Linked DNA regions of Homo sapiens: region 1 is linked to region 2. A link is a contact called in ENCODE Hi-C or POLR2A ChIA-PET data. All regions are on one chromosome and are shown on one strand. Each heading gives the region's core, a stretch centred on a gene start or an enhancer-like site at or near the end of the contact. The rest is flanking DNA. Distances are from core to core; before and after follow the strand shown.

What was found. Hi-C counts contacts between places; a loop is a spot of excess contacts on that map. ChIA-PET counts read pairs that join two places held with the same protein, here RNA polymerase II (POLR2A). Pooled maps may share reads with other maps.
Region 1: a loop to region 2 is called in a pooled map, with 3 times the contacts of the local background. The contact joins the enhancer-like site here to the promoter of POC1A in region 2. A Hi-C loop is called at or near these places in 1 of 37 single-sample maps with no recorded cell type and 3 of 50 pooled maps. POLR2A ChIA-PET finds 5 or more read pairs at or near these places in 6 of 52 experiments (AG04450, GM10248, H1 and 3 more).

What each region holds. Positions count from the first base shown.
Region 1 is chr3:52,020,722-52,027,569 of GRCh38, forward strand. No RefSeq gene overlaps it. Among named protein-coding and RNA genes, the nearest start is that of RPL29, 28 kb to the left of the region's middle. RefSeq lists an enhancer at 3,209-3,588. Within about 2 kb of position 4,970, at least 5 of the 41 ENCODE cell types and tissues checked have a DNase peak (open chromatin) inside an H3K27ac peak, as active enhancers do.
Region 2 is chr3:52,152,330-52,158,942 of GRCh38, forward strand. POC1A (POC1 centriolar protein A) reads right to left here and starts at 2,094. Exons shown (of 11, transcript NM_015426.5): 1 at 2,026-2,094. The coding sequence starts at 2,043. RefSeq lists enhancers at 1,487-2,464, 2,465-3,441.

The DNA.
Region 1 (6,848 bases), core at 3,720-6,219, 130 kb before region 2:
GCTGGTCTTCTGGCCTCAAGGCCACCCAAGGCCACCTGTTTCCTGCTGTGTCCTTTTTTCTCATGGCAGATGCTCTAGGGTCCAGACATAGACCCCAGAAGAGTGCAGACTTGGCCAGCAGATTCCAGACAAGAGAGTGGCTGACAGAGGTGTCAGCCCCAGAGGTCCCCCCGTGCTGGAAATCCCGACAGCTGCCTGGCTAATAGATCCTGGGTACCAAGCCCTGACCCCGGGCAGCCAGCGGCCGTGTCAGGGGTCCAGAGAAGTTGGGGGAGGTGATGGCTGGAGCCAGGGCAGTCTGCCTGTGGTTAGCGAGGCCGTCAACACCTTCTGGGTTGCCAAGGCAGAGTGGGGTAGGGGTCTGGGAGAGGGGTCCTGCCCTGGCCTGGAGAGAGACAGTCTCTGGCCTGGCCTGGAGGTAAGGGTAGAGGCAGCTTCTGCCCTAAGGGTTCTGGGAAGGCTAAAGGATGTAGGCTGAAGGAGACCTGGCTCTAGCTTAGGAATGTAAGGAGGGAGACAGGCCCCTGGCCTTTGGAGCTGGTAGAGGGGGTTTATTTCCTAATGGCTGGTGGGGACTGGGGTGCTGAGGGGTTGTCTCAGACTGACTTCACTTCTCCATCCAGGAAATGAGCTGGCCTAACTCTGCCTGGATTTTCCTCAGCCCCTGGGGAGGGTCCTTGCCTTTGAGCTGGGGTAGGGAGAGACTGGCCACCCTCAGAGACCGGGTTCCAAAGGAGCCTCTCCCGGGATGGGCCCAGGGTGGCTGCCACCTCCTACCTGCTCCCTTGCCCCCCATGCCTTCGGTTCTCCTAATGTCCTAACATCCACATGCTCTCCTGCTCTGGGGCCACTCTCCAGGCAGTCTTCCTAGATTGATACAGGCTGGGAGGAACCATGTTCCCAACGCCCAAAGCAGGCCTGGAGCACCCCTGCCTGCCCCTGCTCTTAGGAACCCTCCCCAGCAAGGCCTGGCCTGAGGCCGTGGGCCTCCACCTTCCTTTTCCTGTTCTTTTCTCGGTGCTGCCTCTCTCCAGGCTGTCTCCTACACAGCAGCCCTCTGGTTCTCCCTTGTGTCTCTCCATCTTGTTTCCCTGGGTTTTATCTTTGTCCCTTGGTTTCAGACTCAGACCCGGCTGTGTCTCTGGTTCAGTCTCCATTCTGCCTCTCTGCCTCTGCAGTTGGACTGGTGACTCCCTGTCCCCTCTCTAGCTCTGCTTGGCTCTCTCTTGTCCTGTCTCTGATTATCTCCACCTCTTTGTCATTGTGACTCTGGAACCCTCCCTGCCTGGCCAGGATGCCTGCTCAGACATCTGCTCCAACTGCCACGCACTGGGCCCCATGAAGAGCTTAGGGGACTTGTAGTCTCAGCTCTGGCCCAGTGCCAGGGGAGCTCCTGTGATTCCCAGGAGGCAAGCGAGGGAGAGACGAGACAGAGGGCCGCGTGCCTGCTCTGCTTGTCCCTTGGGGAGCCTAATGATGCTGGGCCTCCCCTTGGTCAGGCCATTGGCCATGCCCCCCCACCCTGGCTCCCAACTCCCAGCACCACATGGCTCATGGTCACCCCCAACGCCCCCACTATGGCTGTGTGACCCTGGATGAGTTTCTGAGCCTCAGTTTCCTCTTCGACAGAGTGGAACCAATTCCAAGGCCAGCTTCAGCAGGCATCAGAAGGTTAAATGTCAATGCACATGGCAGGCATCTGGCACTGTGCCCAGCATGCTGTGGCGCTCAGTAGAGTCCCCGTTACCATCACTGTGGCGGTTATTCTTCAGGATCCCCAGAGCCATGGCCAGTCGGATGGGGGCTGGGTGGAGCCTCTGCTGCTTGTCCCCATGTGCACCCTGCGTCCCACGCCCGTCCTTCCTCTGCTGGGCAGTAGACGCCCCCACAACCTGGGACCTGCCTGTCTTCGGAGCCAGTCTGAATTGTACACAGTGATGCTCACCCAATTAATTTTCACTGGCTTGGGGATATATTTTTTTTAAGAAGACATTTTTCCAGGGGGAAAAACACGCAGGAGCTATAATTAGTTGGGAAGAGGAAAGAAGAGCGGAGTGTGTGAATCACCAGCCCCAGTGACAGACTGTTGGAGCCGAGCAGAAGTTTCAAGAGAAGCCACTGGGTTGTGGGTGAGTTGGGGTGGTGTGTCGTGGGGATGGCGCGCTGCCGCAGGCAGGCTGGGGTCCTGGAACACCAGGTCCAGGGATGGGCACCTTCACCCCTCACCCTGAAGAGTCTTTTGCCCCGCCTCTCCCCAGACCCTGTCACCCGACACCCTATCCCAGCGTTCAGCTTCCCTGCAGCTCCTGTCTGCCCTGACTGACCCCAGGACCTCTCCCCTCCCCAGTCCTTGCTGACACAAGCCTGAGCAGAGAGACTAGCACTCAAATGAGGAGAGAGAAACTGTAGAGGATTTGAGCTCCAGGGTTTGGAGACTGTCCAGTCCAACTCCTTATTCATTCATTCATTCATTCATTCATTCATGCATGCATGCATTCATTCACTTAGTCATCAAATACTGAACTACTGCTCTGTGCCTAGCCCACAGACAAGCAAACTGAGGCCCAGGGAAGTGCCAGGCCTTGCCCAAGGCCATACATCTGTGAGTGGTGCAGCCTCTCTGCCTGTCCGTCATCACTAGCTCTGCTGAGCCAGGCCCTGGCCAGGGCTCTGACCACCAAGGTGACCACAACTGGAACCCACTCTCACAGAGCCCCTATCCCAATGGGGAAGCAACCAGGTACCTGTTAGACAAGGAGCCTGGAGGTAGTTCCTGACCAGCCTGGTGGACATGGAGGACTTCCCAGGGGAGGAGGAAAAGCAGCATGACAGCGGCCATCATGCTGGGAAGGACCTTAAATGACTCAGTGTGCCTAAGCTCGGGGAGTGGCAGGAATTGGGGTCAGGGTTGCTAGAGAGTGAGGCTTCTTGGACCAGGTCATTACAATGCCCATTTTGCCCACATTTCTCCTGAGCTCCTGCCTGAATGGGCATGACCTGCTGGCCAGGGGCACCCTGGGGCAATGCTCACCATGTGGACTTGGTCCTTGGAGACCCTCCACTAGTTCTTCCTGATGCCGGGAGCACCAGTCAGTCAGTGGACCGGACAGTCAGTGACCAAGGAGTGTGGCCCTGGGTTTCTCCCTCCCTCCTTCTCCCCTGGCTGAGGACCGGCTGCCTGACTCTCTAGGGGCCCCAGCTCAGGCCTCAGGAGGGAGCACACTGGAGCAGTGTGGCCTGGAACTGAGAGCAGAGGCCCCAGGTCCCCAGGGAGGGGATGCTTCCTCCCCTGGGAGAGCGTGGCATCATTCGGCACACAGAGAGCTCCCTTCTAACCCCAGACCAAATTAGCCTTCCAAATTATAGGCTGCGTTTCCTCTAAATTGGAGACTGGGTGGGAGAACAGAGGCCCGGCTCTCCTTCCTGCTTCCTGTTCACAGAGGGCCCTCAGTTGGTCTAGTCCCAGATCACAGGACCACATTCAGAAAGAATTCAGGACACACACACCCTCCTGCCCCTCAGTTCAGGGATCCCCAGGTCCCAGACCAGCATCCAGGGCTCAGGGGAAGCCTGTACCCTTCTGGGGTTTGACAACGAACTTAGAGCCAGCATGGTTCAGATAAGGCCAACCCAGAGTTCTGAGGTCATTTTCCGGGGGGAAGTCATTCATTCAAAAAACACTTTCTGGGTACATTCTCTGTGCCAGGTACAGGACAGAATGAGAAGGTGCACAGGTGGCTGTGGGAATGCCTGGTGAGGTTAGGGAGGGCTTCCTGGAGGAAGAGGCATATAAACTGAGACCCCAAAAAATGAATGTGCTCTTGGTGAGGGGAAGAGAGGGGAAGACAATTATAGGAGGAAGGAGCATTGAACGAAAATCCCAGGAGCAGAGAGTGAGGGAGTGGGCATCAAGAAGTGGGTGGAAACATTGGTTTGTCCAGATTAGGGGGTGGGGAGGAGTGTCAGTCAGCCACATTGGGAGGATTGCATTTCATCAGGGAGGAGGCCTTTGAGCAGGGGTGAGGGGGTGGGGGGTGCTGTGCAGAAGCAGGGCTGGACCCATTGCCTGACCCAAACAGAGGGCTCCTTGGGATCTCTCACACTGGCCTCCCTTAGGCCCCTTCCACATGGCCTCAGGCCTTTGGAGAAATAATTAAATTTACTTCAAGGAAAACATGGGACACGGGTTTTATTTCACGTGACCTGAAATGAAGGTGGCTTCCTATGTTTTTGCTAATTGACTTGGGACTTTTTGTGGTTTTCTTTTAGAAGAAAATTATTCTAGATGTTGAGAATAAGTGCAATTATTGTTTGGTGCTGCATGCAGAAATAAAAGGAAAACACCTCCCTGAGCTCACCCACCCCTGTGTTACAGAAGAGACAAGTGAGGTGGGGAGGGGAGGCCCCATAGCCGTGGCAGCCACAGTGATTGCTCCGGGGCAGGAGAGGGATGGCTTTCAGGGCTCAAATAGGACAGAGGATGCTTAGTGGGGAATATTCCTAACGGGGTGGAAGAGAGGAACTGGGAGATCCTCCAGCTCCTGATCTCACTTGCATACCTCTCCAGACACAGAGCTCACTGCTTACCAACTGCCTGGTAAATTTGCCCAGCTGCAGCTGTTGGACAGTCCTTCTTGAGTGAGGTGCTTCTCCCCTCAAACTCCCAGCCAAGGTTTTCTGCATCCTAACCTCTACCCACCCTCTGCCCCCAACTTTTCATCTTTCCCGCCTCGGCCTGAATGGAGTCTGGGGTCAGGGTGGACTCCGTGGGTAGGGCCCTGGGCTTCTGCAGGCTGCATAACACTAGCTGCCCATCTGATCTGTCCTGGGAATATGGCCCCAGATGGCTGAGGTGGGTTCCAGGCTAGAGCCTCCCCAGCTGGCTGCCAACATGTGCGCGTGAGGAGAGGCACACAGTCTGTTTCCTGGATGCCTGGCCTGTCAGCCTGCACATCCTGCCTGGACTGACCAGGTTGAGGACACAAGCCAGCGGGTAGAGGCAGGGCCAGACAATTTCATGGGCATTGACAGACAAGTGGAGCACCCCATTAGTGACCTCCCTCACTCAGCACACATCTGTTCGGCCCCTGCCACGTGTCTGGCCCTGTGATGGACACTAGGCCCTCAGAAATGAATTAGCCATGAACCCACACCCTGCCCTCCTAGACCAGGAGCCCTGGGTCTAGACAGGCATGGGGAGACCACAGGGAACAGTACAAAACCTGCAGCCCTGGCCACACCAGCAAAATCAACTCCAGACTTTTGGGAGTAAAATCCTACCGAAGCCACCTTCCACCCAGCAGCCAGAGAAGGACCTCTCAAAATCACCCCTGACCTCCTGCTCCTTCTGCATGGCCTGTCACGGCTCCCCAGTGCTGGACCTATGAGGCCCTGTGTGCCCCTGATCCCACCCACACTCCAGCCTCCTCCCTGGAACTCGACTCCCTCCCTCCACTCCAGCTGCCCCAAATGCTCTCGGGTTTTCATGGTCCCTCTAGCCATCTGGCCCTTGCCCAGGTTTTTCTCTCTGCCTGGAATATGTTCTCTGTCCTTTTCACCTGCTAACTCCTACTTACTCTTCAGATCCCAGCCCTCTCCCAGGGCAGCTTGCTCAGCCCCCAGACTATGACAGCTGTCATGGCATCTGCTCCTGTAGCCCCTTGCTCTGCTCCTCATGGAATCTGCAGTGAGAACCTTAACTGTATGCTTATTCGATTGGTGTCTGCACCCACTACAAAAAGCAGGCTGTGTTCTCTTGGTCACTGCTCTATCCCATCACCTCACCCCCTGGATGAGCCCTGGAGCAGATGCTTAATCAATATATGTTCAAGCCAGGCACGGTGACTCACACCTGTAATCCCAGCACTTTGGGAGGCTGAGGTGGGTGGATCACCTGACGTCAGGATTTCGAGACCAGCCTGGCCAACGTGGTGAAACCCTGTCTCTACCAAACTCACAAAAAGTAGTCGGGCATGGTGGTGCGCACCTGTAATCCCGGCTTCTTGGGAGAATGAGGTGGGAGAGTGACTTGAACCCCAGAGGCGGAAGCTGCAGTGAGTTGAGATGCACTACTGCACTCCAGCTTGGGCGACAGAGTGAGACTCCATTTCAAAAAAAAAAAAAAAAAAAAAAATATATATATATATATATATATATATATATATATATATATATATATATGTGTGTGTGTGTGTCCAGTGTGGAGTAAATAAATATAAAAACCTATCTAGTATCAACTGAAATGTTTCCATTCCATTGTTGTAGTTAACATCATGAATGGACTTCCTAAGCTGATTACCCCACTGTGGGAACCAAATTGGATTCCTACTTTGTTGGAGTCTCTTTCCAGATTTTAACAATTTACCATCCCATTCTCTGCCCTGTGATTTTTTAAAAGCTTATTCAATGTTCTGCAGCATTGTGATTGTATGCTGGCTACACTGCTTTTAGAATGCTCTTTCTCATGAAGCAAGGAAATAAATTTGTTTGAAATGACAAAAATAAATAAATAAATAAATATAAAAACCAGTGTTTCCGCTAGTAGAAATTTAAGGTCAGGATATCAGGCCAATAGCATTGAAAATGCACGTCGAGGCTGGGTACGGTGGCTCATGCCTGTAATCCCAGCACTTTGGGAGGCCGAGGCGGGTGGAATGCCTGAGCTCAGGAGTTCGAGACCATCCTGGGCAACATGGTGAAATCCTGTCTCTACTAAAATACAAAAAATTAGCCGGGCGTGGCGGCGTGCACCTGTAGTCCCAGCTACTCAGGAGGCTGAGGCAGGAGAATTGCTTGAACCCAGGAGGCGGAGATTGCAGTGAGCCAAGATGGCACCACTGCACTCCAGC
Region 2 (6,613 bases), core at 844-3,343:
GAGGCCAAGGCGGGCAGATTACCTGAGGTCAAGAGTTCAAGATCAGCCTGGCCAACATGGTGAAAACCCCTCTCTACTAAAAATACAAAAATTAGCTAGGCGTGGTGGTGGGCGCCTATAGTCCCAGCTATTTGGGAGGCTAAGGCAGGAGAATCGCTTGAACCCAGGAGGAGGAGGTTGTAGTGAGCCGAGATTGCACCAGTGCACTCCAGCCTGGACGACAGAGTGAGACTCCTAATCAAAAAATAAATAAATAAAATAAATATAAATAAATAAAATAAAAAATAAAGTAGTTAAACGTGGTTAGCAAATGACCCAGCAATTCTAGGTAAATACCCCAAAGAGTTGAAAACATGGTTTACACAAAAACTTGTACACAAATGTTCAGAGCAGCATTTTCCTTAATAGCCAACAAGTGATTGAACCCAAATGATCCATCAACACATGACTGAATAAACCAAATGTAGCATATTCATACAACAGAATATTATTCAGCCATAAAACCGACTGAAGTGCTGATGCTTGCTGCAACATGGATGAACCTTGAAAACATGCTAAGTGAAAGAAGTCAAACACCAAAGGCCACATTTTGTCTGATTCCATTCATATGAAAAGTTCAGAATAGTCAAATCTATAGAGACAGAAAGTATTAATATATTAGTTTGCCAAGGGTTGGGAGAAAATGGGGAAAGAGAAGAAATGGTATGACTGTTATTGAGTATGGAGTTTCTTTTTGGGATGATGAAAATATTCTGGAATTAGTGATTACAGTTGCACAACACTGTGAATGTACTAAAAACTACTGAAATGTACACTTTAAAAGGTGAATTCTGTGGTGTATGAATAACTTAATAAAGTTAAAACACCAGAGAGAATACTCCGGAGACTCTCTCCATCCAATAGCAGCTTGTGTCTTAACACTTGAAGGGTTATAATTCAGCCATCCAAACATCTCCCCCTACTCTAAGTATCAGAAACCTCAAAGAAGCATTTTGGGTGCTCCAGGAAGCCCAAAGGCTCCTCCTGGGAAAGGATGTCCTTGGGGCACAGCAAAGCCACTGCCACCCTACAGAGCAGTAACCAGAACAAAGGCCCTATGGCCTTGTGCCCAGCTCCACCCCTAACGCACCTGTCAGAGTCTCCTTTCAACAACAGAGGGAGGAGCAGCTGGGGGAGGGTCCCCAACAGAGCCTTCTGCTCTCACCTAAGCTTCTTGAAAGAACATGCGTAAGAGAGTGTCCGCCCCTAGGCTCAGTGGGCAGAGGCAAGTTCAGGTCCACCCCTGACCAGTAGGTCCCATGGTATCTCTCAACACCGCCTCCCCTCTGTAGTTCCCTGCATGTGGGCCTCATCTCCCTCAACAGTGGTTTATACATGAGGGGACAGGAAGGGAGGTAGAGTACCAGATTAGGAGTCAAAAGGTCTGTATCCTAGCCTGGAATCTCCGTCCATGTCCTCAAGTGCCTCAGGGCATCACAGGCTACCACCCAGCCTCCCTGACTCTCCAATCAGCCAGAGGGCCTTGCCCGTTCAAAGGAATCTCTCGAAATGAGGACTTCTGGAGGAATGTGAACTCAGAGAGGGCGGCTCCGCCCCGCTCACACTGCAGGCCCGGGCATCCCAGCGTCCTGCTGTACCTACCTGCTGGAGCAGGGTGTACCCTCAACAAGACCCCACGCAGCCACCCACTGCTAAGGACGTGGAGAATGGCTAGAGAGGCCCGATACCGGCCCCAGGTCACACATGAGTCGGGACTTGGTCGTGTGTCCCTCGCTAGGATGCAAACTATGGAGGCAGAGGCCTGTTTGTTCGCTCCAGAAACCCAGCGCAGGGCCTGGCACGCAGGAGGCGCTCAGAAAGTGCCCGACCCAGCGCCCCCTGCGCAGACAGTAAACTGGACCTGAAGAGGACCACCCTGGAACCTGGCGCCCCGCCCGCCCCTCGCAGCCATCGCTCTGGCCATTAGGCGCCCAGTGTCCCAGCGGGGAGACTGAGGCCTGGGGAGTTGCTCTCGGCTGGGCTTACCGCGCAGGGCGCAGCCATGGCGGGGCTGGCGGCGCCGAAGGCAGCTGCGGTGGCCGTTGCGGCCCGTTCAGTTTCCGCGCCCCCAACGGCCACCAATAGCAACGCGGGCCGCGTCGGCACGCCCCGCCCACCGCAATTAAAGGAGAAGCGCCTCAGCTTTTTGCCCGACGACTGGAAGCAGAGCTGTATGACCGGCGGCCGGCGCCACGGTCTCCGTGCCCAGTTCCCCAAGCCCAGACAACCCACAGACAGCGCAGCCAAAAGCCTCTGTCCGCCGCCACTCGTTCCGCCTGAGAAATTAAAAGACCCAGGATGAAGGGTTCACCCCACCAGCCCGTCGTCCGGCTACTCTAACGGCGAGCGCAGCCTCCTGGGAAATGCAGTTCCAAGCCGCCCACGCCCCTATGTCTGGAGGAAGGTGGAGCTACACTTCCCAACATGAGATTGCACCATTGCATTCCAGCCTGGGCAACAAGAGGGCGGGCCGGGTTTTACCACCCGAAGCGACGGCCTTAAGGATCCCGGAAGCGGAGGACACGTGGGTTGCTGTAACCAGATTGCGTTAAAGCACCCGCGCGCGCCGGCGCAGCCAGATTTTCCCCGCAGGAACCTATTGAGAGCTGAGTATTCGCCCCTCGGGAACTCTCAGTGGTTCGCCGTCCGAACGTTCTTAAGACAAGTGTCGATTTAAAATAACATGAGTTACTCGGAATCACAATCATGGAGTGGAGAGATCAAGGTTCGATTCTCAGTTCTCGCCCTGATTGGCTGTGTGATCTCAGGAAAAACGCCTCTGCTCTGTGCCCCGGTTTCCCCATTTGTAACACGAGGGAGTGTGGTGCAGCCCGGCCCTGTCAGGATCCTTAAGGCCTCAGAAGCTGTTAGAAACCCAGTCTTTAAAAGAAGGAGAGGCCGGGCTCAGTGGCTCACGCCTGTAATCTCAGCACTTTGCCACTTTGGGAGGCCGAGGTGGGTGGATCACCTGAGGTCAGGAGTATGAGACCAGCCTGGCCAACATGGTGAAACCCCATGTCTACTAAAAATACAAAAATTAGCCGGGCGTGGTGGCACGCGCCTGTAAACCCAGCTACTCGGGAGGCTGAGGGAGGAGAATTGTTCGAACTCCGGAGGCAGAGATTGCAGTGAGCCTAGATGTTGCCGCTGCACTCCAGCCTGGGCAACAGAGGGAGACTCCGTCTCAAAAAATATATATATATATAAAATAAAATTTGAAGGCCACCAGCAACCATCTGAATAGACTCCCTGCTTGGCCAGGGCACTCAAATTTAACCTGAAAGAGTGGTTCAGGCCATGATGGGAAGTGGGGGTTGGACATGCCTCATTATACCCTCCAGCATTAACATCAACAAAAACCTTAAGTCTGATAAGAAACATTTACGATCTATTTTCTCTGAAACCTGCTACCTGGAGGCTTCATCTGCATGGTAAAACCTTGGTCTCCATAACCCCTTATCTTAACCGAGATATCCCTTTCTACTGATAATAATTATTTCAACCAATTGCCAATCAGAATATGTTTAAATCTACCAATGACCTGGAAGTTTCCCACTTCGAGTTGTCTTGTCCTTCCAGATCAAACCAATGTAAATCTTACATGTATTGATTGATGTATTTTGTCTCCCTAAAATGTATAAAACCATGCTGTGCCCAGGCCACTTGGGCACATGTTGTCAGGACCTCCTGAGGCTGTGTCATGGGTGTGTCCTTAACCTTAGCAAAATAAATTTTCTAAGTTGACTGAGACCTGTCTCAGGTATTTCGGGTTGACAGTTTGGCAACCACGAAAGGATTCTGAGTGGAGGTGCCCCTGACCTTTGACAGATCTCCTATCGGTGCTTGGTACCAGCTTGAGCTATCTTTATGGCTCAAATCTACAGGACAATTTGCTAAGGCCTGGGAGCCCCCCTCCACAAAATTCCTGATCTTCCCAAATTTGGTTAACATCTAAAGTTTATTTTACTGTACAACTCCTTTTTCTGGAGTTTTACTTGTTTCCAACAAGGAAGGCAGGTTTTCCTGCTTCCCTGACGATGGAAGGCAGGTAACTCCTTTCTGGAGTTTGAGCTCGCTTCCAACAGAGAAGGAAAGTTTGAGTTTTCCCTACTTCTGGGATGGTAGAGAGCAGTCTTTAGCCTAAGACCTGTTCTTAGGTAAGTAGCCGAATTGGGGATTTTCTTGGCTGAAGTTAAGGTTAACAACCAGCTGGTCTTAATTTTCCTTACCATTAGAGTGCTCAGTAATCATATAAATTGTACGATCAAGCCCGGCATGGTGGCTCACGCCTGTAATCCCAGCACTTTGGGAAGCCAAGGCGGGTGGATCACGAGGTCAGGACATCGCAGACCATCCTGGCTAACACGGTGAAACCCCGTCTCTACTAAAAATACAAAAAATTACAGGGCGTGGTGGCTGGCGCCTGTAGTCCCAGCTACTCGGGAGGCTGAGGCAGGAGAATGGCATGAACCCGGGAGGCGGAGCTTGCAGTGAGCCTAGATCAAGCCCCTGCACTCCAGCCTGGGCGACAGGGCGAGACTCCGTCTCAAAAAAAAATAAAATAAATAAAATAAATAAACAAATTGTGCGATCACTTTTTTTTTTTTTGCTTAACTGTTTTTTGTTGTTGTTTGTTTCTGTTTTTGTTGTTTCATTCTTTTTCCCATTGAGGTTGATGAATTATATCTGACTTGATCAAATCTGAAGGAAAGTTCCAAAGTTTGGGGAACAAGGCCTCTGAATTGGCTAAATTCCCACAACAGAAAAAGAAAAAAGCCTGGGCAAGGTGGCTCACGCCTGTAATTCCAACACTTTGGGAGGCCGAGTTGGGTGGATCACCTGAGGTCAGAAGTTCGAGACCAGCCTGGCCAACATGGTGAAACCCCATCTCTACTAAAAATACAAAATTAGCTGGGCATGGTGGTGGGCATCTGTAATCCCAGCTACTCAGGAGGCTGAGGCAGGAGAATCACTCAGAACCCGGGAGGCAGAGGTTGCAGTGAGCCGAGATCGCACTCCAGCCTGGGCGACGCAGCGAGATTCCGTCTCAAAAAAAAAAAAGAGAGAGAAAAACAGCCAGCAAAAAGAAAAAAATAAGGAGAGATTTTTTATTTTGATTACCTAAGGGGCTTTATTTACATAACAAGGCCACCTTTTTGCTAACCAAGCCAAACTGAAAGAGGAATGCTGTTGCCCCAAACTGCAGTTCCATAGCTAAGGTTCTGCCCACTTTTTTTCACCAGGACAGCCTGGGTTTGGTTCCTAAATCAAGCCCTTTTTGGTTTGATATTTGTGTTACTTTTGAAATATCAGTTATTTGTTCTAGCTAAAATATGGTAATGATATTTAAAAGGTTTTTTTTAAAGGCGCTTAATGGCTTAAAGTCAGCTTACTTAAAAGCTAACATCCAAGATGGTGGGGGTGTGTGTGTGTGTGTATTTAAAAGGCTTTCATGGTTTTTTCCTCTCCTAGTACTTTGGTTTCTTTCAGAAAAAAAATTATTTCTTCTCTATCAACTGAATTATTTTTTATTTTTATTATTTTTGTGTGTGTGTGAGATGGAGTCTCACCCCTGTTGCACAGGCTGGAGTGCAATGGAGCGATCTCGGCTCACTGCAGCCTCCACCTCCTGGGTTCAAGCGATTCTCCTTCCTCAGCCTCCCAAGTAGCTGAGATTACAGGTGTGCACCACCATGTCCAGCTAATTTTTGTATTTTTAGTAGAGACGAGTTTTTGCCATGTTGGCCAGGCTGGTCTTGAACTCCTGACCTCAGGTGATCCACCTGCCTCAGCCTCCCCAAGTGCTAGGATTACAGGCATGAGCCACTGCGCCCAGCCCTGAATTCTGTTTTCTTTTTTCTTTATTTCTTTCTTTTTTTTTTTTTTTTGAAAAGGAGTCTTGCTCTGTCACCCAGGCAGCTGGAGTGTAGTGGCTCAATCTTGGCTCACTGTAACCTCCACTTCCCAGGTTCAAGCAATTCTCCTGCCTCAGCCTCCTGAGTAGCTGGGATTACAGGCGTGCACCACCATGCCTGGCTAATTTTTGTTTTCTTGTTTGTTTGTTTTTTGTTTTTTGAGATGGAGTTTCGTTCTTGTTGCCCAGGCTGGAATGCAATGGTGCAATCTCAGCTCATCGCAACCTCCACCTCCCGGCTTCAAGCGATTCTCCTACCTCAGCCTCCCAAGTAGCTGGGATTACAGGCATGTGCCACCACACTCGGCTAATTTTTTTGTATTTTTAGTACGGACGGGGTTTCTCCATGTTGGTCAGGCTGGTGTCAAACTCCCGACCTCAGGTGATCCTCCTGCCTTGGCCTCCCAAAGTGCTGGAATTACAGGCATGAGCCACCATGCCTGGCCAATTTTTGTATTTTTAGTAGAGACCACATTTCACCATGTTGGCCAGGCTGGTCTCAAACTCCTGACCTCAGGTGATCTGCCCACCTCGGCCTCCCAAAGTGGGATTACAGGAATGAGCCATCGTGCCCAGTCTTTTTTTTTTTTTTTTTTTTTTGAGACGGAGTCTCGCTCTGTCGCCCAGGCTGCAGTGCAGTGGCGCAATGTTGGCTCACTG